2 separate regions of the Mus musculus genome follow, and region 1 is linked to region 2. A link is a loop called in an ENCODE intact Hi-C map of the cell type or tissue named here. Cell type or tissue: left cerebral cortex. All regions are shown on one strand. Each heading gives the region's core, and the rest is flanking DNA. Links, peaks and the distances in the headings are about the cores only.

Evidence for each region. Peaks named below come from ENCODE experiments on the same cell type or tissue, not always from the same donor. Only the 100,000 strongest peaks of a DNase experiment are listed, where the experiment ranks them.
Region 1: it touches region 2 in a loop (2.4-fold over the local background); 1 of 42 quality-filtered maps calls a loop at or near these places.

What each region holds. Positions count from the first base shown.
Region 1 is chr10:62,918,642-62,921,544 of GRCm38, reverse strand. It overlaps Slc25a16 (solute carrier family 25 (mitochondrial carrier, Graves disease autoantigen), member 16), which reads right to left and starts at 912. Exons shown (of 9, transcript NM_175194.2): 1 at 664-912. The coding sequence starts at 793. In left cerebral cortex, for the core only: no CTCF peak of the experiment used is centred there; DNase peaks (open chromatin) are centred at 932 and 1,373; H3K4me3 peaks cover 1,695 bases; H3K27ac peaks cover 1,174 bases.
Region 2 is chr10:62,978,590-62,981,492 of GRCm38, reverse strand. Rufy2 (RUN and FYVE domain-containing 2) reads right to left here and starts at 1,241. Exons shown (of 18, transcript NM_027425.4): 1 at 1,161-1,241. The coding sequence starts at 1,164. In left cerebral cortex, for the core only: a CTCF peak has its summit at 1,268; DNase peaks (open chromatin) are centred at 708, 1,000 and 1,379; H3K4me3 peaks cover 1,680 bases; H3K27ac peaks cover 1,495 bases.

The sequences.
Region 1 (2,903 bases), core at 150-2,649, 60 kb after region 2:
GTTTTTGAGACAGGGTATCACTTTGTATTCCTTGCTTGCCCAGAACTTGCTATGAAGACCTGGTTGACCTCAAACTCAAGATCTGCCGACCTTTGCATCTGCCTGGTGCTGCGATTTAAGGCACATTCCACCATGTCCAGCTCATATCCTAGTCTATTTTTCAAAGTTAGCCTCTAGAGACGGACTGTGCGACATGTGCCTGTAATTCCAGCACTTGGGATGCAGAGGCAGGAGAATCGGGAGTTCAAAGCCAGCGTCAACTACATAAGGCTCTTGAGGTGGGGGGGCGGGGGGGAATACATTAAATATTCTCAAATCATTATCCGCACGCGCGCGCACACTCACGCGAAGGGGACGCGAGCCCAAGCTGGCCTCCACCTCCAAAACTTATTTTCCTTTCAAGCAAACAGCAAAACCCAATCCTACACTGTCACACGTGTTGTTTGTAACAGAAAGGGGTGGTCCCCACCATGTCCCACCTAAAGGATCCTGTTTTCAACCTTAAGAAATAGGTGCTTGGTTCAGCGGAGGGATTAGCCCCGGCTGCAGGGGCTGACGTGAAGGCCCGGCTGGGTGCTGCAGCAGGAGAAGCTCGGGACTGTCTGATCGGCCCGCGGACCGGCTTCAACACCCAGCCCCGGGGTCCGGGCGGCGGATACTGACCTCCGGCCAAGAAGGAACGCAGCCAGTAGAAGTCTCGGCGTGAGGTCGGGCCCCCGCTCCCAGCCGCCTGCGGCACCGCGGGTGCAGGCTCGGCCGCCGCCAGGGCCGCCGCAGCCACCAGGGCCGCCATCGGGACCTGCGCCACGTCCCGAGCCTCCGCTGCCAACTTACAAAACACTGGGCAGCACCATGGCTGGAGCCGGCTCTGACAGGAGCCCAGCCGCCGCGCGGGCGGGGCCAGATGATGCCCATGGCGCGCGGCGGCGAGGAATGATGACGCACGCAGCCGCCGCTGGGACCCGTCCAAGAGAGCAAGGCGGAAGTGGGCGTCACCCAGGGGGTCTGCGACACTCAGGGTCCCGGGTTTCCTGCTGAAGGTTTGCGAGCCTCTTGAGCCAGACCAGTAAATTCAGGCTTGCAGTCTCAGCACGAGCGAACCTGATGACTCCTGACCATGGAGATCAAGACCCGCTTGAGCTATGTAGTGAAGCTCATGCCTGTCATCCCAGCACTCAGGACTCTGAAGCAGGGGCATCACCTCCAGACCAAGACCAGCATGGGTAACTTAGTGAGTTCCCGACTAGCCCAGGCTGCAGAGAGAAAGATACTGTGTCAAAAGAAAATGCTAGACAAGCTAGCTGGCTCAACGGCTGAAGGCACTTGTCACTAGGCTGGCCGACCTGAGTTGTCTCCAGACCCGGCCTAGTTGAAGGAGACAGTCGATTCCCACAAATTATTCTTAGACCTCCATACATGCAACTTGGCAGCACGCGCGCCCACACGCGCACACACTATAATAAATGTTGAGAGCCATAGAGATGGCTCAGCGGTTAAAAGCACTCTTGTTCTTGTAGAATACCTGGGTTTGATTCGCGCGCGCGCGCGCGCGTGTGTGTGTGTGTGTGTGTGTGTGTGTGTGTGTGTGTGGTGTGTATGGTGCCTCTGGCATTAACACAAGCAGCTCAGCCTTCCCTGTCTTTCTGATCCACTCCCATCTTCTGATCTCACACACGATAAATTCTTTAACCTGCTGTCTTCACAAACTCTTTCTCTTTTATTTCTCCTTCTTTTCTTTTTCTTCCTCTCTCCCTGCCTTTCTCGGGACCGGCTATGGAGGCTTGGCTTGTTTGGAGATTCTAGCAGGGTGACACATCTATTCCCACACCCTTTATCAAAGATGGTGTCCTTCTCTCTTAGGGGAAGGTCATCTTTGTCCAAACAGGCATGTAGTTCTGGAAGCCATGTACATGGAGTGGGAAGAGGGGAGGAGACACTCACATAGACAAGCAGGTCGCCAGGCGTGGTGGTCCACGCCTTTAATCCCAGCACTTGGGAGGCAGAGGCAGGCGAATTTCTGAGTTCGAGGCCAGCCTGGTCTACAGAGTGAGTTCCAGGACATCCAGGGCTACACAGAGAAACCCTGTCTCGAAAAACAAAAATAAATAAATAAATAAATAAAAAGACAGCAGGTCAACTTGGTAATCAGTGGAGTGACAGATGGTGCAACTGCATCACCCTCACATCTGTGACCTAGGACTAAATACTAAATATGGCCCAGCCTGGTCTCTAGCCTGAGATACTTCTGCCTCAACCCTGCATGTGCTAAGAGTACAGGAGGATTTCACCACCACTCCTGGGGTGATCTTTATCTGTGTCTCTCTTCCCCCCTTCCTCTGTATCTCTCTCTCTCTGTCTCGGTTGTTCTCTCTGTGTGTGAGACGGGTGTCGGGGGAGAGAAAAAAAAAACAAACTAGGGATCCATTGACCTCAGAGCTTATCAAATGCTAGGCATTTGTATCTGACATCTAGGTTACAGGCATTTAAACTCCCCATCTTCTCTCCTAAGTATACTGTTCATTCAGCTTTCACCCTGCCACAAATGGGAACATTGTGTTCTGTCCATACACTAGAAAGACCACAGACCAGTCAGTCTCCCTGCTTTCTCTTGCTCTCTACTGTCTGTTTTTGACACAACAGCTAAGGCATTAATTCATTCATGTTGTGGTTGGGGGAACACATGTGTGGAGGTCACAGAACAGCTTCTGGAGTCAGGTGTTTTTCTCCTCACTACATGTGTCTCTTGTGGCTGGAACTCAGGCCTTTAGGTGTACTAGAAAGTACCCTTGCCCCACTGTGCCGACTTGCTGATCCTAAAGATGTAAAATAGCTTGGCATCGTGGCTCATACTTGTAAAGACAACATTGGAAAGGCTGGGGCAAGAAAAATGCCAAGAGTGTGAA
Region 2 (2,903 bases), core at 217-2,716:
ATACCTGTGGTAAGCGCTTAACTCCAACTCCAGGGAGACCCGACGCCTCTGGAGGCCCCTACACTCAGGTACACACTCATTAAAAATAAAAATAATTTTTTTTAAACCAGCTGTTCCCCCAACACTCTAAACACTGCCGAGTGGCACAAATATTTTTCTGCGAAGATAGCAAAAGAGATGTGAAAACCAAACCTAACATTTATTAATCTCCAGAGAACTCTGCCATGTAGCTGTTTCTGTAGTCCCAGCGTCTGTGATTCTTGGGTCCAGCCTGGTCTAAACAGAGTGTTCTGAGGCAGCCAATGCTATATAGAGAGACCTGTCTCAAAAACAACCTTCAAGTAAATGACAAACCCAGGTGGTCAGTGCGTTCACAATTTAGTGGCCCACTCAAAACAAAACAAAACAGCTGGGCGTGGTGCGACACACTTTAATTCCAGAATTTGGGAGGCAGAGGCAGGAGGGAATCTCTGAGTTCGAGTCCAGCCTGGTCTACATAGCTAGCTCCTGGACAGCCAGGACTATGCAGTGAGAACCCGTTTCGAATAACAAAACAAGAGTCCCCTTGCTCTGGCACTTGGCTATGGTTTGCATCCCAGCTCTCTTAGGCTGACTTCCTCCGCAATCTGAAACAGCCCGGCTGGGTGATGAAGGATATGGCCACATCTTTTCCTCCACTCTCCGTCGAGGTGTGATTCCCTCCGTCCACCCCCGCTCCCGAAGTGAAACCACCTGACGTTTAATAATCGGCAGAATTCTCTTTTTAAGAGTGTTCATCACAACCTGTAACCTGCACCGGAGGAGCCTAGGACAGCGGCTGTGCAGCAGCGACCGCAGGTGGGGCTCCTCGGCAGTCCCTAGAGGCGGCCCCGCTCCCTCTGCGCCCCCAGCCTGCAAGGGGGCCCCGCGGAGCGCGCTCCTGGCACTACACCGCTCCCCTCCCCAGCCTTCCGCCCTGCATCCGCGTGACTGGGAAGCCATCCCTGTCCCTGGACGCCCTGGTCCCCGCCCGTCCGCCGACCCCAGCCGCCAGGCCCCAGGGCGGGCGGGGCGCAGGGATGCGGGCGGGCGGACGTTGCCATGGAGACCCCGGGAGCCCCCGGTTCCCGGGTGACTGCGTGACCCAAGCGAAGGATGGTGACCCCGGCTGCTGCCCTTACCCATGGCGGCGGTGCGTGCGGGACACGGGCTCGCGGAGCGGGTCAGCAGCTCCCCGCAGGCGCGCGGCGGCCACCGCGTCTGGCCCGGCTCGGCGCTGCCACAGCGCCCCTGGCGGCGGGAGGACGCCACGGCCGCGTGAAGCTGGTCCCCGCCGATCACCCCCACCCCCACCCCAACCCCCATTTGACCAACCCTGACAGCGTCAGAGAAAGAGGCGTGACGGGGACCTGGGGCACAGCGCCAAGGGAGGATGTAGATGCGGGCCTCAAGCTACCTGTCAAGGTTTCATCCTTGCAGGCTGGATGGGTTTAAGGAACACACCGGCCGACTCGGAGCTAGCCGACAGATTTTAGAAAACCTCACACAATTAGCAGAGCCGGCGGCTTGTAATGCCAGCATTTGAGAGATGGGAGTTAGATGGATCCGTAGTTGAAGACCAGGCTCACTTACATAATGGATTTGAAGCTCGCCTAGTCTCAAAGGAAGACACTAAATCCAGCTGCTAACCCCAGCACTCAACAGGAGTGGACGCAGGAGGACTGCTAGGACCTTGAGGTTACTCTGAGCTACCTAACAAGTGCCAGGTCGTCTAAGGATAGCTACAAAACCCCTGTTGCATGTAACAAAATGTGATACTTTGTAAGTGGGTATGGTGGACCTAGAAAATACCAACTCTTAGGAGTTGGAGGAAAGACACAAGACCCCAGTTCCATGTAACAAAATGTGATACTTTGTAAGCGGGTATGGTGGACCTAGAAAATACCAACTCTTAGGAGTTGGAGGAAAGACCTAGAGTGTTTGTTGCTTAAAAAAAAAAAAAAAATCCTTTCCTTAGTGAGGTGTAAACAACGTCTACCAAATGCTTCCAAAATTCTGAGGACACACCAAAAATGATTAACACCGTTCCCGCTGAAGAAGCAGTGAGTTATGGGGGATACTGGGGAGGACTTCGAAATCCCTCTAGGAATGATGACTCCTTCCTGGCTGCAGATAGTCACCCCTCCACTAGCCCCTCCCTTCCTATATGTTAGTTCCTCCCTAAGGCCATTTGCAGTTAGGGTAGAATTGCATACAACAGCTTGCAAGAGAAAGACTGGTTGTTCCTGTGAAGGTCCCATGACCCTCCCTCCCTGCCCTCCTATGAGGGAATTCAAGTCAACTTGCCCAGCTGTGATCTTTTGCAAGCAGATGTAGGCCAGTTTGCTGAAAACAGTGGTAGTTTTGACTCAGTCCTGTACAACACAGTTCAAGATCATTCTCCCAGACATTCGAGATTTCAAGGCCAGCCTGGGTTATACAGGGCTGTCTTTTAAAAAATGCACAGGCACACACACACACATGAATGCTTCCTCCTGCCTTTCAACTTGCCATAGATAAAACTTGCAACAGGCACCTGGGTGTGCTGCCTGTCATATACCTATAACCCCGGGATCCACCCTTCAGGCAAAAGCAAGCAGATCTTGATTCCGGAGCTAATAAACCCATCTCAAAAACTTAAACCACCAAAAGTGGGTAGACAGATGCAAGTCACAATGTTAACTCAACACTCTGGTTTAGAATGTTAAGAGATAGTTGCCTGAATCCAGCTGTCTCGGGACCAACGTCCATTCTGCTGGCAGAGTCAAAACTGAGTTCATGGTCCCAGGCCCCAGACCCAACACTTATTCTGCTTCTTCAGGGGTTTCATGTTTGTCTGTTATCCAGTAAAGGGGGGGTTGCCTTATCTAAAACAAGGCATGCAA